Linked DNA regions of Mus musculus: regions 2 and 3 are each linked to region 1. The links are chromatin loops, found by intact Hi-C in ENCODE. Cell type or tissue: heart. All regions are shown on one strand.

The links. A loop is a pair of places that touch in the nucleus more often than their neighbours do. Peaks named below come from ENCODE experiments on the same cell type or tissue, not always from the same donor. Only the 100,000 strongest peaks of a DNase experiment are listed, where the experiment ranks them.
Region 2: a loop joins it to region 1, with 2.6 times the contacts of the local background. A loop is called at or near these places in 5 of 42 quality-filtered maps.
Region 3: a loop joins it to region 1, with 2.5 times the contacts of the local background. A loop is called at or near these places in 6 of 42 quality-filtered maps.

Annotation. Positions count from the first base shown.
Region 1 is chr17:67,351,414-67,359,413 of GRCm38, reverse strand. Ptprm (protein tyrosine phosphatase, receptor type, M) reads left to right here and starts at 4,955. Exons shown (of 31, transcript NM_008984.2): 1 at 4,955-5,457. The coding sequence starts at 5,385. It overlaps Gm36152 (a long non-coding RNA gene), which reads right to left and starts at 592. Exons shown (of 3, transcript XR_385718.2): 1 at 527-592; 2 at 68-168. In heart, CTCF peaks have their summits at 4,620, 4,821 (motif pointing left) and 5,817; DNase peaks (open chromatin) are centred at 4,843, 5,903, 6,153 and 7,783; H3K4me3 peaks cover 4,078 bases; H3K27ac peaks cover 2,225 bases.
Region 2 is chr17:67,080,917-67,088,916 of GRCm38, reverse strand. All of the region lies in intron 3 of Ptprm (protein tyrosine phosphatase, receptor type, M), which reads left to right. Among named protein-coding and RNA genes, the nearest start is that of Mir5709, 59 kb to the right of the region's middle. In heart, CTCF peaks have their summits at 1,141 (motif pointing left) and 3,491; no DNase peak of the experiment used is centred here.
Region 3 is chr17:67,271,332-67,279,331 of GRCm38, reverse strand. All of the region lies in intron 1 of Ptprm (protein tyrosine phosphatase, receptor type, M), which reads left to right. It overlaps Gm52313 (a long non-coding RNA gene), which reads left to right. Exons shown (of 2, transcript XR_003952394.1): 1 at 1-4,409. Among named protein-coding and RNA genes, the nearest start is that of Gm52313, 15 kb to the left of the region's middle. In heart, no CTCF peak of the experiment used is centred here; DNase peaks (open chromatin) are centred at 4,391 and 6,191.

The DNA of each region.
Region 1 (8,000 bases):
CTTGGAAACGGTGGCTTTGGGACTCCACCTGGATGGGCCTTGTCTTTTGTCAATGGCAGGCTCTGACCTTGGCAGGATGTGACCACCCACGGAGAAGAGGTCCTCATGTTCAGGTGCCAGCAGGCCTTCCATGGAGAATGCTGAGGTGAGCTGGTTTCCTCTTGCCCCCTGAAAAGCCAACGACACCTTTCTTACTCCATTTCGTCCTCTTTGGTTCCACTCAGACTCATTCACGGTGGGCTGAATATGGGTTGTTCATATTCGTAACCTCTGCCTGAGGTTGCTCACTTTGAAGAGTTTAATCTCTATTAGGAGAGTGAAAGAGGGTAGAAACGTACTGTCCTGTTTGTAGAAGGGGACGTTGCCACATAACTAGGTTAAGAGACGGACCACAGGGTCATCCCTGTGGTTGAATGCTGCTGACCTGGTTTTCAGTGGTGGAGATGACCCCAGGGTGTTGCTAGGGTGTTGCCCACAGACCTACATCCCTTATAGGAAGGAATGGTGGGAGAAGACATCTGCATACCTCTCCTTCTCTGCCTCTTGCCAGCAAGCAGGTCATCACTAGGTACGACCCGTGACCTTGTTCCTCAGAAACAAGAGCTGCTATGGACTTGCTTTGCAACCGCCTGATCTGTGGGGGTTGTGGCTGCAGAAAATGGAGCAAGACCGCATTCCTAAGGAGCCTGTGGCTGTGGAATGCGGTACACATTGGGTGAGGCAATCCGCTTGCTCTCCTCACACCTGAAGATAGAACTTGGGAGTAAAGCCTGGAGGTACAGCATCTGCCAAGCATAGGGGAGTCTTTGATCCCCAGCAATGCATCTAAGAATCAAACAGCCCACAGCTGAGTCAAGTGGAAGACGTTGCATATGCTAAGTGTGTATGAGTCCAAGAGCTTGCATGTCACATGGTCAATTCCCTTCTCTGCCACTCCTGGGCTCACACAGTCCCAGAGGCGAAGAAGAGATGGGATCTAGGAGCTAGGGTTTAAGATACACTGTTGCCTAAAGCTCCCCCCCCCCCCCCGGCCCCGTGACCATTATAATAATGAACCATGTTTGCTCACTGTCTCAGAGTCCACACCAGGTTTTCTGGTAGAATGCCACTGTGCAAGCCAGGCATGTTGCTGTTGTTGTTGTTGTTTAAACCTGATACAGTGAGTTTCTTTAGAGGGTGGTTCTGATGCTGTGATTGGGGGTCTATGTGAAGATCCTTACCTGCAATTGGCGTTTGGTCTATCAAGAGAGATGCCAGTGGCCAATGGCTGAGCACCAGGGTGGAACATTAAGAGTTGAGCAGGTAGTTGAGAGAGAATGGGGGACTTGGAGAGGAGAAGGGGACACGGTAGTGGGTGAGATAAAGCCAACAAGCCATGGAAGTTTTGGGGGACATAGCCTCCTGACTGGGCATGGGGTAGCAGGGGAAGTATTAGGAGCGCCCAGTCATTGAGGCAGCCAAGGCATTTTAAAAATAACTTGTGTGTGTGTGTGTGTGTGTGTGTGTGTGTGTGTGTGTGTGTGTGTTTTCTATTCAAGGATGCGAGATAGCTTCTGGGTGGGTGTGCACATGGGACCGGCCAAGAACACAAAGTACTGTAGACCAAACGACAAGGTACAAGTTTCAAATTCAGAGCTACCTCCTCCCACCTTCCTTGACATACTTCGTTCAAGGGAACATATTGTTATGTAACCTATACAGTATGCATTTTCAATCTCCATCTATATTTTCAGGATCCAAACAAGTGTGTAAAAATGGGAACTTACTATTTCAGGAAGGCTGAACGAAGAAAAGAAAAACCCATAAAAACAATGGGAATTTATTTTCCTTTGGATCACATGGAAGTGACTGGAAAAACAGAGCCATCCCTCTGGGGTAATTGGCATGTCTTAGAAACCGTCTGCCTGTGGTTAACCTCCAGTCAGTGTACCTAACACTCAGAGTATGGGGGGGGGGGGGAATACCCAGGCTATGGTCAGATTAGTTTCCATTGACATTTTGACTTTTACAGATGTGAAGCAAAATTAGCATCGGAATCATTGTGGTCCACAGTAGTGTCCCTGCACATCTCAGCAGCGGCCCTACCCACTAATCTACCAAGAGAAGTGGTCTCCTTTCCTGCCTGGGCCTTGGAGGGCCCGAGTGTCACAATGCTATATATGCATGTGCAGAGCATACTCAAAGCCCTGAGTTCAAGCCCTATTAATGTGTGCATGAGTGTGTGTGTGTGTGTGTGTGTGTGTATATATATATATATATATATAGATAGATAGATAGAGAGAGAGAGAGAGAGAGAGGAGGGGGAGAGGAAGAGGAAGAGGAGGAAAAGAAAAGGAAAAGAAAAAGAAAGAAAAAGAAAGAAAAAGAAGAAGAAGAAGAAGAAGAAGAAGAAGAAGAAGAAGAAGAAGAAGAAGAAGAAGAAAAAGAAAAAGAAAAAGAAAAAGAAAAAGAAAAAGAAAAAGAAAAAGAAAAAGAAAAAGAAAAAGAAAAAGAAAAAGAAAAAGAAAAAGAAAAAGAAGCTTCCTATTGCTGGTTGGTTCTTTTTCAAGCTGTATTAAGAAGACACCTTTGCCAGCCTGATCAACCTCTGGTAACCCAGACACTGACTGGGCTTTTGATTTTATTCTCCCAGAACCCACTCGTCTTAGAAACTGGCCTGACAGCACTCCTCACTCTGGCCAACCATTCTGCAAATGTCACCTTTGTCCCCAGAGAGGCAGGAGTGACCGGAGAGTGGTTAGACTGAACAGAGAATTCTCTACAGATGAAAACACAAGTCAAAGACAAGTTCCCTGGGAAGGCTCCTGCAGGGACAACCCCATGGGAAGGCCCTGCTTTCTTTTTATTTAGACCAAAGGTGGCTTTGAGGCAGTAAATAAACAGGGCTCCCAGGAATCAGAGGGTGCCACAACCAAACCCCCGTCATTCTTTAAAGCATGGACTGGAAATAGTGCAGTTAGCTCAGAACTGTCACCTGTAAGAACAGAGGGACAGCTGAAACTCACAGAGCCCCCAGGAGGTTTTAAGTCCTGAGGGAAGAAATGCTTTCTGTGGAGAACTAGGGTAGACTGTGGTGACAGCAGTTAGATACCTAAATCCAGGGGGGCTGAGTTGACATCCTGTTCTCAAGTACACCAGACACTGTCCTCATTCTGTCCCTAGTCTCTTTTCTCTCCTTCTTGGGAATCACCTCAAGTCAAAGTCACCCTAGCCCAGGGTCTGTTTCTCAAGGAGCCACCAGCCCAAAACAGCCTTCAGCAGTTAGCACAATGCCTCCTCTGTGGTTTGCAGTAATTGTATTGTTGGGGAGGGGGAGGGCAGCAATTGGAATGTAAAAAAAAATATTAATTATTAATTAAAGAAAGAATTGACACATAATTAAGAATTGACGCATGTGAGGAATGGAGTTTTACATGATATCAATCTCTTCATCCAACATAAAGATGTTACGGGAAAGCAATGAGAGCGCAGTTGGTTTTTACCTTTTTTACGGATGCACCCACAAGCATCAAAATGGGGTGGGGGGTGTGTCTGTCACCGTTCGCTTTTAAAAAGCAAATCTCAATTATCTTATAAGGTATAATTTCATCAAGAAAATCAAGTGGCGGATTAAACCTCTGTCACTTGTTGATCCTTTTGAATTAAGTATGAGACTTCAAAAATTCCCTTCCAAGTTCAGGAGAAGCCCAGCAGGCTCGTTTTCAGATAAAGGCTAGTGGCGGCATAGGATAGTGGCAAGTGAATGGTTAACACTGAGATTTATGAATGGAAGGCCTCATGAGGACTCCTGCCTGAAAACAAGCTGGTCTTGTGTTTGGTCTGGAAGACATAAAAGTACTGGGTCACATATGTCCTGGGAGATGATCGCAAACGTCATCTTTGGCCGGTTCTGGGGCCACCAGAGAGCCTTAAACCAGAGGAGTGGGAGAGTCACTTATTTCTTTGGTCTTTAAAGCACCACTAAGCAGCCAAAGACAGTGTAAAGGTCCCCCAGGGAAAGCAATGTAAGAGCTCTTGTTGAGCACTAACCTACTTGCATGTATCACAACACAAATTGGGATCTTAGTTTAACCAGCATGGCCCGCAGTTAGCTTGGTAAATAACCTACAGGTGCCCTAATGGCTGTACTCTGAGCAAGATGAAGAACGGCTTTTAAAAATAAAATAAAATAAAATAAAATAAAATAAAATGAAATAAAATCTTGAATTTGAGTTTTAATTTAATCATTAATAGCGTTTGTGTTCACTTAATAAAATAGTCGTCTCAGACCCCAAACGGCAAATTAAAATGTTTCAAGACACTCTCCATTTGCACCAGCTGCAGAAATCCTCGGTTCTGCCCAATCCATGGTTCCATGCAACTGCTGTCTTCCTAGCTCCGGGCCGCACTGGCGGCGACACCACGCAGTGGAGCGGCAGAAGCGCATCCTGCTTCTCAGGCGCGGGGCTCGGGCACAGAGGCTTGTGTGTCCCTTGAAAGCAGCAGATCAAGCGGCCCTGGGCGCTGGCGGCTCTGGCTTCTTCCTGGTCGGCGCTCGCAAGCCAGCCGCCACCGCCACCGCCCGGGACACTACCGCCCCGTGCCTGGCGCGCTCCAACTACTCGCCGTCCGTGACCCGGGACAAACTTCTGGCTGGGGCGCGGTCCCTGTCCCCGAGGCCAGCGTGGGAAACCCGAGGCGCTGCGGAGGCGAGCTAGGGTCGAGGGTGGCGCCCCGGGAGGTTGCTCCTGCCCGCCGGGTCCCGCCCGCATCTTGCTGGTGGCCGCCCCACAGAGCCCGCAGGCGCCGCGCAGGCCGAGCTGGCCCGGGGCCGGGGACACGGGCGCTCGCGCCCTCTAGCGGGCCGCGGCGGCTCCGGCCCGGCCGTGACGTGGGCTCCTTCCAGCCGGCCTGCGGGGCATCGCCAGTCAGTCGCGGAGCAGGAGCCCCGCGCGCAGCCTGCGCGGGCTCGGCCATCGGCGCGCCACTGCCGGAGGTGGCTGGGGCTGTGGGAGAGGCGGCGGGCTACAAGCGCGCGATCACAGCCACGGCCACGGCCACGGCGCCGCGGGCGGCTCGGTCCCGATTAGGGGTAGCGCTTAGGCGGGCTCATCACCGGATCCCAGCGAGGATTTGGGCTCCGCGGGCGCGCCCTCCGCTCTCTCTCCCCGTGGCGCCAGACTCTAAGCGGGGGCCAGCGGGAGGGCAGGAGGATCCAGGACGCCGTCCCCACGCCCGGGAGCCGCGGGACTTCGGACTTGTGCAACTGTTGTCACTTTGGGGTCTGGTGTTTCGCTGCTGTCGCGTCTACCCTGGCAGCCTGCAGCTTAGGCTCGGGTCTCCCTTGGCTTCCCGAGGCTACCGGCCGCCGCCGCCCCGAGGCGGCCCGGCGCGTACTCAGCACCATGAGGACACTTGGGACTTGCCTGGTGACTTTAGCTGGACTTTTGCTAACTGCGGCCGGAGAAACATTTTCAGGTAAGCGAGACACCACTACCGTTCCCGGGGCGCCTGGGACGTAGGCGACACCCGGGTGGGAGAAGTCCGAGGCGAGCTTCAGGGCCGGGCAGGGGCAGGGAAGACCCGGCATCGCGTAGCGGGTGAGCCGGGCTGGCGGATGGCCGGAGGAAAACAGCTGTGGAGCCACGGAGCCCGTACAGTACACGCAGGAGCCCGCAGGACAAGCACGGGCGCAGAAACAGGGACCTCCATCTCGGCCCCTGTACCCTCAGGGCCTGGACTTGTGCATGGGGGCTCAGTGTTCTTGGGCGGCCTGGGCAGGAAGGGCAGAAAACTTTGCCTAAAGTTCCCAGCTGTAGCCGCCGGGAGTAGGCGCTGAGCGGGCCTCTCGACCCTGGAGGCAGCCGCGGTGGACTGCCAGTGCTCAGCTGAGCTTGCGGCGAGCGTCAAACCTAGAGGTGTAGCTGGCGACCACCCCAAACTTGACATCCCTGCCGCCCCCTGCCCGGCGCGGTGGGCGACCTCAGCGGGTCCCCTCTGTGGCGCGGCTTCGCTGTGCCAGCGTTCCCTTTCTGCACCGCGGGAGGTTTCTGAGATCCTAGAGGAATCTGCTGCTCCCCAAGCCCTCGCCACTGTGGCTGAGCGCCCAGATTCCATCCTCGGCCTCCCTAAAGGTGTGCAGCCCGGGTCCGGACAACTTGCTAACCCAGCTCAGCTGCGCGGGGGTCCTAGCTGAAAGGAGGGGGCACGTACTGGCTGTGTGCATCAAGCCAACCGGAGGCTGTGCTCACCCAGGCTTCGCGAGCCTTGAGGAGCTCTTGGTGTAGACAGAGGGATCTGGACCAGAGTCAGGGGTCAGGAGCAAAACCGAAGGTGGGTGGCACAGAGTAGCAGGGCTTCTGGTATCTTCTGTCCCAGGAGGACGCACGTGGATGCTTGGCAAACGCTGACAACACGCGCACACTGCCTCGTGTTTATTAGTTTCACGAATGTCCACACACAATGGTGGCAGTGGAGTGTTACCTTTCTCTTTTAATAAAAAGGGCCGCATTTAACCTTGAACAAGAATTGCAAAATGGGGTTTTATGTGTTTTCGGGAAGGCTGAATAAATTTGTTTTAAAAAAGAATATTGGTGAAAGGAACTTTCATGAAAGTAAGGAGTACCATTTACAGACATTAAAGCCACATAGACCTCTGGCCAGTGGAAGCATCAGGTTTGCCTTTCTGGGCATCCTGGGATGCTAGTCCTTTGTATTCATAGGCACGGAATAGGCACATAGGTTACATCAGGCTTGGTGCTGAGCAGCAAGACCCTTGCGCATAGTTGGTGGTAGAGAGGGAGAGGAGCTGCTACTCAGCTGTGCAATGTGTTGAACGAAACCCAAACTGACAACTTCGGTAGAGAAACGCGCTTCCTCTAGCTTACTTACTTTCTCCCTAACAGTGTGGCCATCTCACTGCAGATGAGGTGTTGATGCAGGCACTCACAGCTGTCTGATAAAAAGTGGATACAGATTTTGGCTGTATTCTTATTAGTAAATAATAAAGTAAACGTGTGTCACTTTGGAAGCCCCGTAACTCGGTATTAAAAGCCAAGTTTGAAGGCCTAGGTGATGTTTTCTCTCTGTTAGCATGCCTAAGTCTCTTAGATGGGGTTTGTTTAAATTTAAGCTGTGTCAAGTGTCATTGTGGCAGAGTCTTAAATCGTGTCTAAGGAGGTGGGCAAAAGTATTTGTATGGTTCAGTGGTATTCTTCTTAAAGATCCTTAAAGGATCCTTTTAACTAGCAAAACAAACTTTAGCTAACATTTACCCTTATTTTCCTCTTGCTGCGGGGGGTGGGGGGGTGGGGTGGGGGAAAGTCATTTCTATTTGTGTTTTGGTATGGATGGAAACACCTTTCCTTTTCTATTTGGAAATCTAGAATTATCCTTGTATGTTAGCGGGGAGAAGGGAAATGAAAGGCTGTGTAAAAACGATTGTTGGGAGATGTTGAAAATGTAAAACTTTGAAGTTGCCAAGGTTCCTGTTTGCAAAACTCAGACTTGTTGCTGGACCTCCCATGGCCCCCTCCCTCAGGCTGGCTTTTGGAAAACAGAGGCTGGGCACTTTCTGCTCTGGGAGGTTGAGGGTTGTACGGTTCATTATGTGCACGTTGAGAAGATTAATTCTGATGCTGTGGCACCAGCATCTCCCTTTCATACAATTCTGCAGTATCTGGCTGTTGTACACTGGTTCAGGAATACAGTGAAACATCCTACTGTAAGCCCTTCCAGGGCTGAGCCCTCCCCTGCCCCATCTTCCCATATAACACTTAATTTAGAATCTTGGACCTAACGCCCGGCACTTACTGTTTATTTTATAAGTTACTAGCGTGAGTCACTCACTGCCTTTGGCAAGCTTTGAAACTGTGTAACTGACTGGCCTGACAGGGAGGGAGGGAAGGAGGGAGGGAGGGAAAGAAGGAGGAATCCCTGACAGACAGTCTTTGCTTATAGCTCAGTGGCAAAGGCCTTGACTTGGGTGCTCAAAGCGCAGGGTTCCATACCCAGCCCCCTTC
Region 2 (8,000 bases), 270 kb after region 1:
TGGCAACCAATAAATCAAAGGCATTAATAACATTCCAAAGGACCAATAATTATTTCCATTGACATGTGGTTGTCCTTTGAGTGTCTTTGGGTAACAAAAACATATTTTTGGATGGTACACCATTAGAAGTGAATTCCGGGGCATTTTACTACCTTGTCTTTCTTTTTGTATTTAGTTAAACAGGGCAATTCTATAGCCCAAGCTGCCATAGCCTCTTGAACGCTGAATTACAGGTGTGTGCTACCTGATAAAGATAAAAAATTATTCCTGCCTCATTTCTGATGTAAAGATGGAATCAAGGTACTCGTGGGCACTAAGAAAGCACTCTGTTTTCGAGCTATAGCAGCCTGCTCCTATTTCTTAATGTCATAGATTCTTTATTTGTGGTTTTCTTTGGTTTCGTTATGTTGGAGAAAGTTTTACTGCTTGCGTTTTTACTTCTCTGTTTTATTTTCAAATTATGTGTGTTTGAGTATGCGTGCTCATGCATGTGTGTATTCTCGTTTGCATGTGTGAGTGGATGCATTTGTGCATGCATGTGGGTGGACATGTGTGCATGCATGTGTGTATGTGTGTGCGTGCACATGTGCACGTGTGTGCATGACATATACATGTGTGCATGCATGCAGGTGTGTGTGGAGGGGTGTGCATGTGTGTGCACATGCACGTTTATATGTAAGTGCTGGTGGCCATGGGGATAAGACATGTAGGATACCTTAGAGCTGGAGTTGTAGACAGTTGTGAGCTTCTTGATATGACCTAGGAACTAAATTTGGTCCCTCTGTAAGAACAGTGCCCATCTGAGCCATCTCTCCAGCCCTTATAGTTTTTTCTATTTAATGCATTTGACAAAACAATCAACTTCATAAAAAAAAATGAGTTAGACCTACCTTTGGTTTTACTTAAGTTATAACTATCAGTGATATGTAGACAGACATATCCCTTAACTGAGTGTCTAGGGAACAGACACATGGTTTGCATCCGAACATTTTCTGGGTGCTGGTGCGCAAACCCCTGTCTTTACTCATACAGAGAATGTGGTAGCAGAAGGGATGATTTTGCTCCTTACCTGAGCAGGGAGGGTCAGGGTGCTGCAGTGTTCAAGTTTCTGTCTTCCTTGGCAAGCGCCCCCTAGAGGAGGAACTGACATCAGCCACACAAAGGAAAGCACATCCAGTGGCCCCGCCCATCTGACAACAAGGGGCTATCCCCAAAGTCTGGGGAACGACTGACATATTAGTGAGGAGAATGAGAGGATGTTGAGTCTGTCTCACAGTGGTAAATACCAGAGCCATCAGCAAGAGTCTGAGGATTTAGAGTAACCAATCCTCAGCGCTATAGTCAGGTTCCAGAGTCACAGAATATTGAGCTAGTACATATGGCCATCTCCCTGAGGGATTGGTTCTAGGACACTGACTGCCTCCTTTCTGCATGTGCTCAAATCTGTGCAGGACCAAGTTCTCCCTTTAATTTAAAGTGGCATCATATTTGCATATAACCCAGGCACATCCTCTTGTGGTCCTGATCTTTAAATCCTGTCTGGATTACTTAAAGTCACCATCACAGTGCCAGGCTATTAAATAGATGTTTTACTATTAATTGGGGATTAAATGCAGCATAAGGCCATACCATCCCCAAATGCATCCAATCTCGTGTGGAATGAAGACGGCATCCAAAGTTGATGTGTGTGTCTCATACAGACCTAAAATTTTTGTGTGTCAAAGTATTCTCCAACCACAACTGAATTTGTGGATCTAGAAGCAAGTGATATGGGCGGCTTCCTGCACTGTGCCATTGCTTCTGGGGTGCCCAGGAGACTGGAGTCACAGTGTGTTTGGTCAGCTCATGGCCTTGCTTTATAAGAGCTTAGGTATTCTGTTAACATTCAACCTATGACAACACTACTCTTCTTGCCTGAGTAAACCTTACTTAGCAAATGTTCCCCCTATAGGGCTCATCATAGCCTCCTACCTTTTTACTTTTTAACTATACAAAGGCTTGCATATGAGAGCATTGCCTTGCTTGACTTCAGCTAGGCCTCTGTGTATTAAGCAATTCAGACCTTTGCAACTCTCTGCATTTCCACAAATGGCCATTAACGTGTTATAAAGCCCATTAATGTTGATCTGAGGGTTACATATAAAATTCTGGGGAGCTTGCAAATCTACAGATGAAGAATTGCTGACTGATAAAGATGGGTTATGTTTTGCATTAATCTAACCCCAAGAAAGAACGATGATATAAAGTTAAATATTGCAATAAAATTATTCTGCAATAAAGATGGCTTTCTGGTTTTGTCCTATTGTCACTGTAAAAGAGGAGCTAGGGGGTAAGGAAATGTTTTTAAAAAGAAATTTGATTGGAGACTGTAAATATGGCTGGGTAAAACTTGCTTGCCACAAATTCAGACCCCCAACATCCAAGTAAAGAGCCGAGTGAAACAGTGTGCTCTTGTAACCAGGAGATGCTCCAGCCAATCTAGCCAAGTTCCTGGGCTGCAGGTTCTGAAACATCATCTCAGAAAATGAAGTGGAGAATCCATTGAGGGATACAATTGGCATTGTCTTCCAGCCTCCAGATTTATGCACAACACCCACTGCTGGTTAGCTTTTATCTACTTGACACAAATAAGAGTCACTGGGAAGAGGGCATCTCTAAAGAGGATTCACTTCTATCAGATTATCCTGTGGGCTCTCTATTGAACCTCTCTAGAGAGAAATCATCTCTATCACATGATCGTCTATCAGCATTTTCTTGGTGGATGACTGATATGGAAAGACCCATATGCTAGCCCTGGGCAGATTGCCTGCATTGTATAAGAAAGAAAGCTGAACAAGCCATGGGCAGTGAGCCCATAAGCAACATTCTCTCATGGTCTGTGCTTTAGTTCCTGCCGCTAGATTTCTGCCTCAAGTTCCTGCCACTGGCTTCCTTCAATGATTGGTTGTGGTCGGAATGTGAAAACCAAATAAACCCTTCCCCAAGTTGCATTTGGTCATGGTGTTTTATCACAGCCACAAAGACCCAACTGGGATACACACTTACATGTAAAATGTGCCTTTTGTTAAGGACCAGATGTCCTAGTCACCTTTGTCAAGTAGGCACAGCCTAGAGATATCTCACAGGGAAGCCTCAATATTGTTGATCATGTTGGTCTGTGGCAATGCCTGTGTGGAATTATCTTGATTGTTAATTGATATAGCTGGGCCCAGCACACTAGCTGGTACCATCCCTGGGCAAGTAGTATTGGACTCTATAGCAAGCTAGCTAAGCATGAGCCTGGAAGAAGAGGCCAGAGAGCATTATTCTTCTATGCCTTCTTGCACTCGTTAGTTTTATGTCAACTTGACACAAGCTAAAGTCATCTTAGAAGAGGTAAACTCAAGTAAGAAAATGCCTCTATTAGATCAGGCTCTAGGCAGACCTGTAGAGCATTTCCTTGATTGGTGAGTAATGGAGGACTGTCCAGCCCATTGTGGGTACTTGGCGCCATCTCTGGGTTGGTGGTGCTGGGTCCTATAAGAAGGTAGGCTGGGCAAGCCAGTATGCAGCACTCTCCACGGCCCCACTACTTGCATTTGGTTGTGGTGTGTCATCATAAAAATAGTAACAGTCACTAAGCTATGTCTGCTTTGAGTGCTTGCCCTGACTTAATGATGGACGTGACCTGCAAGAGTAGGCTGACACAAACCCTTCACTCCCCAGAGTTGTGTTTCGTCAGAGTGCTTCATTCTAGCACCAGCACGAAACTACAAGCACAAGAAGACCTGCACTCCACATCCATCTGGTACCAGGGACTGCAGCAGGAACTGGGAGCTGAGGTGGGGTGCTAATGTTAAAGGATTAGATTTTCTCAGTCATTCTTTTTATAGAGAAAAGTTTGATTTCTGCGTTGGATTTCATCTGGACACTATGGGGGGAGGGGAGGACTGTAAAATAATTAGCATTTATTGTTTGGTTTTTGGCAGGCTGCAATTTCATGTCTTAAAAAGTTAGTTATGATATTCCAAGCCACGGTGGGCTTTTAAAGTAACAGCTATGCAGCAGAATTGAAAACCAGTGCAGCGAGGTTTCAACCGGCCATTACTGGAGTGGCAGGCATATTGTATTTAGCTGTGACAAAGCATTGCTTTTGACATGTGCTCTCTTGTTAACCAGAGTAATGCCAGTGTGTTGGAAAGCCAAGCAGGAAAGTCTCTGAAAACAGATAGTAAATATTTCAGGCTTTGCAGCCCAGATGGTCTCTGTGGCAACCAGTCAGCTCTGAGGTTGTCGTCTGGGATCAGCCAAAAATCAAAATGTAAATGCACGAGGGTGGCTGTGAGCCAATAAAACTTTATTCATGGTGTGGAAATTGGAATCTCATATCATTCTCCCCTATCACAGAATGCTGGTATTATTTTGATTTTCCTCCTGCCATTGAAAGCTACAAAAAAAAAAACTATTCTGAGCTTGATAACAAAGCACAGGCAAGTGGGTGGACAGATTTGGCCCCTGGCAGTTGTTAGCCAATTCTCTTTTTAACTCCTATGTTGTTAAAATTGTGTCATATGTCAGGGGTGGTGGAGCTCGACTGCAATCCCAACACTCTGAAAGCAGTCCGTGGTTACAAGCCTGATAACCAAGGTCTGTGGTTACAAGGTTACAAGCCCGGAAACCACGGATTGCAAAGGGATTCACTCTACCCACCAGGTCTTAAGAAACCTACTGCTCACATCCTCTCCTCATTCCAGTTCCCACATATCCCCCCGGAACAAGGGATGGACAGAGCCAAAGTTTCTGTGGCTATCTCCTGATTGGCCTTTACCTCCCAAATGATGTGCATACAAACAAACTAGTCAGAGCCATCTTAAGCTTTCTAAAAGTCCTCTTTGTCCGCAGCCCTCTTTCATGTCCCCACAGGTCAACCAAAATCTTTCACTGTGGCTTAATAAATCCCCCCACAAAGCTCTTGTCACTGACCATGTATCTAATCCTTCATAGTCTAGAACACGGCAGTGAAGAAAGCCCAAGTCACTGGCATCTCCTGTGTGACATGTACATGTCGTAAATCTGTTTGCGCCTGATAACTTCAGAAAGATGACAAGGATTCGTACTTGGAAGGGAAGTGGACCAGATTGCATTCCAATCCTGCTAAATACTGTGCAACTTCAGAAAAATGATCCACCTTTCTGAGTCAGGGTAGTGGTCTCCAGCTGTGAGTTCATTTCATAGTTCATCATGGTTGACTGTGGAAAACTAGATAGTAAACACAGAAGGTGCCCAGGCTATACAAGTATTTCAGCTAATCAATCAATCAATCAAAATTTAAACTAGGCGCTTTCTTTAAAAGTCTTGATTCAGTACCCCGAAGAAAGCCAAGCCTAACTTAATAAACAGGACATTTTTAAAATACATGTGATTGTATTTGCTAAAAGCCAACATATCCTGTCTGCAGAGCACAGCCTCCCCCTGGTGCATTTCCCTTCTTCAGAAGTATACCTGATTTCTCCAAGTTTTTTGTTTTCTCTGACCTCAGTCTTTCCTGGACCTAGACCCTGGCTTGCAGGCATCCCTGTGGCTGCCTGTGTCCTGCACATGTCTACGATGCTTCACCAAAGCAATTCTTGCTCTTGAATAAAAAAAAAAAAAAAAAAAAAAGAGGGGGGAGCTTATTTGATTTTTTTAAAAAGTCAGAGAGACAAAATCCAGGTTTAGATTTTGCAGCTTCCTTATGAAGGTCTCTGACTAGAAAGGATAATCTGGAAGGTTTGCCGAGAGGACAGGAGCAGACGAGAACGGACCGTTTGCTGGGACTCTAAAACCTGTGTCCATGAAGCCCACTGAAGGTGGGCCTCAGCCTTTGGCCCCTTTTTATTTTTTATTTTTATTTTTTATTTTTTTAGAAAATAAAAATTTTATTGTTAAAAAGAATTTTAACCTTTTTTATTTTTTTAGAAACTTTCTAATGGAGCTCTTCACTGTCAGGTGTTTATAATAGAGAATAAAGATAGCAGCAGTCCATAGGCGCTTGCTACACAGCTTTCTAATCAAGGTGTCTGCTTTGCATCCTGGTTCTTACTTGTATAAACTGGAGCGACTTGGTAGTTGTGGTTTGTACTGACCATTTTATTGTGGATGTAAGCTTGACAATATTACTGACAAAGACCGAACTTACAAAGCTCTTAACAAATTACTAATAGAGAGAGCTAGGAAATGCCTCTTTCAACAGGAAACTGCATACCTGCAAAGAGACATACCACTGTTCTTGGAGAGATTCAGGTTTGCTTCCCAGCACTCATGGGGCGGCTCATGAGCTGCCTGTGACTCAGCTCCTGTTCTCTTCTGGTCTCTGTGAGCACTGTACTCATGTATGGGCATGCTTGTGCTTGCACACATATGCACACAACCTCATAATTAAAATGCAAATTTAAAACAACCTTTAAAAGGTGCTTCAGTTATTGAAACGACATTGAACACATTCCTTTAAATTTGTATCAGGTAACCTCTCTCATATCTAAACCCACAAAATATTTCTTCTTGTTTCTTCTGGTTGACCTCAAGCACTTTGGTGCTGAGTCTCCGCCTCTGGTAAGTGTACTCTAAAAGTCTCTGGTTCACAGTGGAAGCTGCCTGCCGGGAGGGAGCTGGCCTTACTTGAATCTTTCAAATGGATTATTTCGTTATTTCATTGTGATCCGCGCTTGCTATGCCAAAGTCAAGGCTGAGCTCGCACTCCTGTGCTGAGGTGATTCTCCTGCCTGCCTCAGCTTCACAAATAACTTGGACTCTGGCTGTTTGGTCCTAGACTCTGCTCAAAATCTTTTATGACCAGAGTGGCAGTGCTCTTCAGTACATAGTAGTAAAAATGGCATCAGTAGCCAGCACTCACTCACTCCCTCACTCACTCACTCACTTTCTATCTATCCATCTATCTATCTATCTATCTATCTATTCATTTATTTTTAAGTTATTTTTTAAAAGAAAATATAAGAAATAAAACAAAAAGGGGTAAATTGGAATTGGACAAACCAAACAAGCAGAAGGAAAAGGCACAAGAACCAGAGACCCACTCATCCACACACTCAGGAATCCCATAAAAACACCAAACTAGAAGCCCATTGAATGGACATAAAGGGCCTTGTGTAGACAGGTACATGTCCTATGTGTGCTGCCTCAGTCTCTGTGAACTCACAGGAGCTTTGATCACGTGAATTTATGGGCCTTGTGGTCTTGGGTCTTTCATCCTCTTGGACTTACACTCTTTCTGCCCCCTCTTCTGCCGAATTTCCTTTGTCCTTCAGGGAGGGATTTGATGGCAACATTCCATTGAGGGCTGAGGGTTCCAAGCTCATTCACTGTCTTCCATTTTATCCGGTTGTGGGTCTCTGCTTTTTCTCCTATCTGCTGCAGTTGGAAGCATCTCTGTTGATGGCTGAGCAAGGCACTAATCTACAAGTATATCAGATATAATTAGGAGTGTTTTTATTGCTACTTAAGAAAAAAATTTAGAACAGTAATTAGAACAGTAGGTCCCCTGATAGTCTAGCCTCGGGTTCATGGTCACCCAGGCAGTGGTGGCTGTGGGTTCCATCTTATGGAGTGAGCCTTAAGTCAAATCAGATTCACTTGGTTGGTTGGTCTTATTTATTCTTTGGTATTGTAAAGTTTTTTATCATACAAGTCTTTTACTTGCTTAGTTAGAGGTACTCCCAAGATATTTTATATTATTTGAGGTTAGTGTGAAAGGTATTGTTTCCCTTATTTTTATTCTCATGCCATTTGCCCTTTATATACAGGCAGGCGACTTATTCTTTATTTCTTTATTTATTTATTTATTTTTATTTAATTTTATATGGGGTTACTTTGCTGAAGGTGTTCATCTGTATGGTTCATGATTAGATTATTATATTCAAGCAGGCTTTGTCTTCTGGTCTCATCTATTTGGTGTCCTGTAGGCTTCTTGTACCTTGATAGTCCTCTCCTCCAGGTTAGGGTGATTTTCTTCTATGGATTTGTTG
Region 3 (8,000 bases), 80 kb after region 1:
GCCATAGGAAACATAGCTAAGACACCGGAGTTTGTTCCTAAGATGTTTGGGTCTGGGACGGCACTTGTTCCATAGAGAATAGGTCTTCTTTGGCAAGCACCGGAATCTATGCTGCTTTAAAGAAGAGAAAAAGGCAATAGAGAAATTGAGTCCGTGGGGGAAACATTAAAAAAGACTTAGAAGAAACTTGGATCTCAGTCTCAAGGGGAGCAGGACTGGGGGCAGTGGGGAGGGTACAGAACTTCCACAATAACCTGAGGAAAGTCCATGCTATTCATGAGATTTAGAAAATGCCTGAGAGTTCACAGTAAATACTCTCATTTTGTCTTAACTTTGACTTTGAAACACCCTTCCCATGAACTGAGTACCTATTCTCTATTTTCCTCTCAAACTTCAATAAGAAACTCTTGCTTTCATGATCATCTTTCAATATTCAGCATAAGATCTCACCACAGACCTCATTTCGGTTAACCTATACATAAAACATCCATTAAGGGTACTAACAATTGTTAACTTCCTTATTCTAAAGCACTTAAATAGACCATAAATTTAGTTTTGTCATAATCCTTACATGTATGAATAGGTAGGTTTTGCAATCAGTTGGCAGAAATATTTTGTTGTTGTTTTATTGCAACCCCAAAATTTAATTAAACATTAAATGCTTAATTGGAATGAAAGCAAGCTTCTAATTTAATCATATAAAAACTAATTTAAAATAACCCTCCTTGTTTTCCAGGATGTGTTTGGTTCAAGATTAGGTGTGGTTTTGTGCCTCTGATTTAATCCTGTTTGCCTTGACTTCTGTAAGCATTTCAACAATTCTAGGAAAATCTTTAGTCCTGAGGAATGGAATTGATTCATGACCCACGTATTTTATCAAAGCAAGAACATGGTTTCTCTATTGTTTTGGTCATTTCTGTTAAGTGAGATTTTGTCCAGTGATACTGGATTTGCACAGTGTACCTGCACTGTGTCCAGCAGGTTGTGTCAATATGGAGTTTAGGTTGCTGTTTTTAAAGGTTTATTTTATTTTTGATAGTGTGTGTGTGTGTGTGAGAGAGAGAGAGAGAGAGAGAGAGAGAGAGAGAGAGAGACAGACAGAGACAAACAGACAGACAGATAGACAGAGAGAGTTTAGTACATGTGAGTGTAGGTGACTGTGGAGACCAGCAAAGGGCATTCAAGCCCCTAGATCAATGGTTCTGAACCTGTGGGCTGTGACCCCTTTGGCAAACCAGATCTCCAAAAGTATTTGCTTTGCAACCCATAACAGTAGCAAAATTACACTTATGAAGTAGCAACAGAAATAATATTATGGTTGGGGTCAACACAACATGAGAAACTGTCTTAAAGGGTGGAAGTGTTGGCAAGGGTGAGAACCACTGAGCTAGATGTAAAGTTATATAGGCTGTGAGCCGCCCACAGTGGATGCTGGGAACTAAATAGAGGTTCTTCCCCAACATCAGTAACTTCTGAGCCAACTCTCCCCTGCCACATTGCAAAATGGAGCATTAAGTTTCCATTCTTGGCTTGTGACAGAAGTCCCAGCGGCCAATTAACTGAGTAGGCTGTAAACCATTAACTAGTTAGGCTGTAACCAGTTGACTGGTTGGCTGATGATGCATCAGCTGGTCTTCTGTCTAAGGCTCTCTGATCACTTTGCAGGTGGGTGTTCTCAACTTCTTCTGGTTCCGGTTGTCTGATCCATGAATCATGTCTGTTTTGAGTGCTTTGCTCAGACATCCGTAACCGGTTTAGTAGGTTTAAGGAGTTTTCCTTTCCTTAACACCTTCTAATCATTAAAACACAAGAGCCATTCCGAGGAGGAGTGTAGAAATTGTAGTATCAGGATGCTGAGATGCAGCTTGGGTCTCAGAAACCATGGAAGGCACAAATACCAGCACAAACCATGTTGTCCCAGAGGTAATAAATGTGTGAGTGGTGTCCGCGCCACTGAGCAATGCCGCTCATTTTCCCTGTCAGGCCAGTCATAACTCAATGTCCACTGCAGTCCCAGCCCCAGCCCAGGAGGCTGCTCTCTTAATGCTTGCGGAAATTGCAAAAAACAGCCTACCTAGTGCGCAGCATTGCAGAGCAGACTGTTCCACTCCTGGACGCCTCCGTGGTGGGCAGCACCCCCATAGGAATTTGCCTGAACCTTAATATTAGAGCCCATTCCTTAGTGTCTGGAAAGGAAGCAACGGGTGTGTTGTCCTACAGAGCCTTGGTCTCTCCCAACACAGGGCCATTGATATTTTATTAGGTGGTATTATCATCATCATAATTATTACTACTGCTATTGTCATTAAAGACAGAGTCTCACTGTATAGGGCTGGCTGGCCTGGAACTCTCTGTTGTAGACCAGGCTAGCCTTGAACTCTTACAGGTCTCCTTGCATCTGTCTCCAGAGTACAAGAGTCAACCTCACCCCAGTTCTTCATTATTTAAGATTTTAAGAAACAGTCTCATTGCACTGCCTAAGCTTATCAGTGTTAATAGTCTTTATCAATTTATAATGATAATTTCAACTATACTAGACACAAAGGGCCAGAGTGTACAATCTTAAGACAGGGCAGTCTCCTTCAGGCAAGCTTTGTGGAGCGATCCTTTTGCTGGGATTATTTTTGGAGGGCCTGGAAATAGGGAATGGGGTGCACTACAAGATGTCAGGTCTCTTCAGTAGCCATGCTTAAGGTGACCACCCTGGCATGAGCAATTGACATGTTCCTGGGCCCTGCCTGTGTTAATAAGCAATGTTCCCACTGCTTTCCCTGCAGGGTTTACAGTCTAGTGAGGAGGGGCTTTAGCCCACCTTTCCCAGGCTCTGTGACACATATCATCTGAGATGTGTGAGGACGTGATGCCCTTCCGAAAGGAAAACAAATCAAAGCAGGAAAAGAAACCCAGTGTGCGAAAGCCAGTGATGGAAGGGGGTGTGGCTTTCCAGGGAGAAGGGAGAAGTGAGTGGAGCTGGGAGAGGCCAAGGAAGATGGGTAAGATGGTGCCTCACAAGGGGCCCACTCCTCCTGCCTGATGAAGCTCCATGCAGGAGGTCTATCTCGCCACCCTTCACCAGGGATGTTGATGGCCAGAGAGGTCTCTAGTCTTTTCTCTCTGTAGATCTCCTATGTAAGTTAGTGGAACATTTAAGCTTGAAGGCCTGTGATTGTATAGTTGTATGCGTGCTAAGGAGAAAGATGGAATTGGCCCCTTCTTGTTTAACTCCCACATATCATCATCATCATTATCGCCACCATCACCATCATCATTCCTCCTCCTCCTCTATCTCTTCATCTCCCTATTCCTCCTCTCCCTCTTTTTCCTCCTCATGAAAATGGCATCATGGTTTAGGTGGCACCTGTTAGAGTGGCCTTAGGCATCCTTTGCCAGACTAGGACACAGCCGAGTGAGTGAGTCATCTAGCTGGCCAGTCAGGCTAGTAGGTTGGTGTCCTCCTGTGTGTGAGCTTTGATAGCTATGGCTGATGCTACTGTCTTCCAGCGTCTCTAAGGATTCATTCACAGGCTGCCAAAGCCATGTCAGTAAACTCCAGCATGGATGAGAATATCACTGGGAAGCAACTTTACCAAGTCAATCAATTAGGACTAGTCATCTACTGTATCGAAATAAAGGGTGACACTCTGTTAATGATAATGTATTGGATTTGTTTACCAGTTACAACACACAGAGTGCACCCATGTCGGATATTAATAGGGGAAGCGGTATGTATGCAGATCCACATTCATTTACTTTGTCTATAAACGTAAACCTGCCTAGGAAGACATGCCAATTAGCTATAGAGAATGGGGAGAAAAATTACTGGTTCTTGGGGAACTAAATAAAGTGGGGGATATTGGTCTTTTTTGTCATACTTTCTTTTTTTTTATTTTATTTATTTAAAAACAAAACAACAAAAAGCCAAGAGAGTCCAGTAAAATGGTAGATTTGAGGCAACAGAGGCATTTGTGTAAGATATTTGTTCTTTTCCTTACCTCATCACACACGCTCCCATAAAGTAACCACATTAATTCTCATGAGGCTCTTCTTTCCCTCACCTTTCCAGACTTTTGGGTCCTTCCAACTAGTTAAGGCAGGATGTGTGTAAGAGGCAAGAGATGCCTCTGTCCTCCTTCAGAATCTTCCTTTGTCTTATGAGCCCTGCTCTTTTCTGAACACGGTGAATCTTTTTTAGCTAGGGCTGGACTCTTGACTGTGCAAACAGTGGAGAGAAGGCAGTGTGTCAACTGCTCCTTTAAGGATGCTTCCCAGGAGCGCTTAGCCAGGATCGAATGTTGGTAGAGTCGCAGTGTTTGAAGGCCAGCAGGCCCCGTGCCTGCCTATTTCTGGATCTGCCAACTGACTGCAGCCAGATGCCAGTGAAAAGCTCCCGGACTGACATCCATTGCTGGGTATGTGTGTGTTGTTGCCGTGGGCAGTCGAAGCTGGGCCCTGCCAGCCTCCCTGCCGACCGAGGACACTCATTCCCCCTGGGCAGCTTGTCCTTCCTGATGATATATTGGGGTAGACAAGCAGCACATGGGTACACAAACACTTCTCTCAGGCAGTTGGTGCCATTTAACAGTTTCCTCCTGCGGTTGACATTTTCATTTCCTTCCTTCACCTCGCTCATCACGGACTGTTTGCATCTTATTTTCTGTACACAGGGGTAATGCGGAGTGACAGAACACACGCTCGAGCTCCATTACTCATTTTCGGTGCTATCTCCTAGGCAAATTACACAGCGCGTTTCACGGGAGCAGGGCCACGAAAGGGGCACACGGTTTTAATTGTGCACTGGCCTTGAGTCAGGCTTCCTGTGAGATGGACTGAAATTTTCATGAAACGTTGCCGCTTCAAAAAAAGCTGTCTTGGAATGAAAAAGGTGTTTCATTTGTTGATCGTCCCACGCCAGCCCAGACTTGCTTTGTTTACCAGGGAGCTTCATTCCCAGGGAAAAAAATATACTCACGGCCCTAAGGAAAGAGTCCCTTGCTGTCACCGGTTCAAACCTAGCCCCCAGATGAATTTAGTTGTAATTGGTGAATAAAAGATCCTATATCTACATAAGCTGTCCGAGAGGATGCTTCCATACACGCTGAGAAGTGGTTGCCACGGGTTATGTCAACCAGGATTCTTTGCTGAATGTTGGAAGGATGTTGAGAAATGCAAACATGCAGAGCAGCTCTATTAACTATAGTCAGCCTGCTGTATAGTATTTTGACAAACAACTCCTTTTAAAATTTTTTAAATTTATTTTTATTTCGAGTGCATCAGTGTTTTGCCTGCATGTACGTCTGTGTGAGGGTGTCAGGTCTCTAGAACTGGAGGTATAGACAGTTGTAAGTTGCCATACGAGAGGTAGGAATTGAACCCAAGTCCTCTGGAAGAGCAGCCAGTACTCTTCACTGCTGATCCATCTCTCCAGCCTTGACACATTCATTGCTTTTCTGGGCTTCTCCATCAACTCAAGTGAGTAGCTACTTATAATGTTTCTCTCTGAGTATTTGTAGAGATGGTTCAGTATAGGGTTGGAGAGGTAGCTTAGTGGTTAGGAGTGCCTGCTGGTCTTGCGGAGGACCTCCAGTTTGCTTCCCAGCATCCACAATTGGTATCTCGAAGCTACTTGTAATACTAGAGCTAAATGCTAACATATTTGACACCTCTTCTGGTCTCTGTAGGTACCTGCATTCACGTGCAAATGTCAACACGTGGACACACATTACACATAATTATAAAAATTCCCCCATTTTATTAGCATAATCTATAGAAAGACTAAGAGTATATTTAAAACTTGAGATCCATATGTATCTATACACACATATATGTGTATATATAATACATATGTACACATGCCTATATTTGCTTAAAGACCAACTTTAGTGTGAGCAGCAGGAACACAGTATTCAGTAAGTGCTTCCATGAATTTCAGCATCAGACTTGGATTGAATCAGCCAGTCTCTGTCTGTCTGTGTGTCTGTCTGTCTGTCTGCCTGCCTGCCCAATCCATGTACCAGTCTCAGGAGGAGCTATATGACTTATGCAGAGATTCTATTTTGAAAGCATGTGCTTCCCTATCTGTAAAAGCTCTTGTTGCACACAAAGGCATGGCTTACTTGGAAATCTTGCCAGTGGGTTTGCTGTTCTTGGTCAGGGAATGTTACAGACAGTGCTGGCCAGGGAATGATGATTACAGCATGGGAGATGGCCTCTTACCAACTTCTGGATTGGTGAGTGAGGATGTGATCCCTGGAGGGTTAGAAGAAAGCCCTCCACAAGCCAGGCATTGAGTTGATGTCATAGAGTGTTGGAGGAGTAGCTTAGTATGTACAGTGCTTGTTGGGCATGCCTGAAGACCTGAGTTTGGATCAAAAGATTGAGCTTTGGCTAGGGGGCTGCTAGCATTTCAGGCAAAAGCACTGGAGTGTGAGCCAAATGGCTGGAATCTTATGCCCAGAACCCTAGTGGGAGAAGTGAAACTTGCCGCTTAGGAGAGAGCCCTGGAGGGTTAGAAGAAACCCACAAGTACCCAGTGGATGCAATCATGTAATAATAATTTTTGGAAAAGTCAGGGTGATGGAGCTCCTGTTACCCAGGACTGAGGGACTACGATGCATGGGTAGGCGTCATGGACTCTCAACTTCTATGAGGTCCAGCTGCCTTGGGTGTTTAACTTCTTCCCAACCCTCCCGCCACCTCTGTTTTCCATCCCAATCAGTCCAGTGACCATGGCCTCTTTGGCCCACTGAGGTTCACTCATGGAATGGAAGTTCAAAGAAAAAGTTGTTTTAAAAAGTGTTAGAATAGTGCCCTGGAAAACATACTACTGGTACCCTGTCCTCACCTGAGCTACAGGGGTACTTCTAGGGATCACTCTGAGTGGTAGCTTAGGGCTGGCCATTAGCTAGGGTCTCAGACCAGATATCGAGAAGACTGGTTTCCCTTGTAGACGGGTCTTCGTGTGGCTTTCTCTGAGGCATGCACCAGGTGGTGGCTGGGTCTTCCTCTCTGGAGATCTAGGTAGAAGTTGAATTGTGTATAGGACTTAATTGCAGAAGTTGGGACTCACTTCCCACAAACTCTGTTAAAGAAATGGTTAAGGCTCACCCACCCTCAAGGGGAGAAGCTATTGGTGCCTTGATGCATGGTAGAGCTCTGTTCTAAGAAAAGGTGAGTTGCCACATACGGTACACGAGATGGAAATGACTGCCGTGAATAAAAGTGGAGGAAGGTATGAGAAGGTTGGTGTGTGTGGAGGGTGGAGGTGGGGTGGCTGTTGGGATAGTCAATCCAAGAACCAAGAATGGCTTGCCCAGGCAGTAACAATGAAGGTGATTGGCAGATAGGCTCTGGCTGTGCTTTAAAAGGTAGAACTAGTAAGATGTGGCAGATTATGAGTTGTGAGGGGACAAGTCAAGGAGATTTGGTTTTCTTGATTTGAGAAACTTCATTGATGCTGCTAATAATAGCCAAGCTGTAGAATCTGTGAGTAGAACATGTTTGAGTTGTGGGAAATAGGAAAATTACTAAGTTTTGGTTTGGGAATTTTAATGTCACAGACTATAGGTCTTTTAATGGGGGTGTTAAATTTACAATTAGACCTACAGGAGGGATTTCATAGAAGCAGCCCAGGCTAGAGATAAAATTTGGTTGTGGTCTCTATGTAATCAATACAAAACTGAACATATTTTCAGGAGTACCGCCCCTGTTCATATGACTTATTGGACATTGAGAGAGGGAGTCCTTGAACATTTAGAATAAAGAAGTGTTATTGTCCCCACATTTAATGCAGCCTGTATATTTGGATAGGCATGACTGGGTCCATCAACCAGTTTCTCCTTTATGTAGAGTGTGTGTGTGTATGCATGTTTATGTGTGTGTATGAGTGTATATGTGTGTGCATGTGTTATGTGTGTGTATACATGAGTTTATGTGTAAGTATGTGTGTATGTGTCTGTGTGTATGTATATACATGTGTTTATGTGTGAGTATGTGTCTGTACG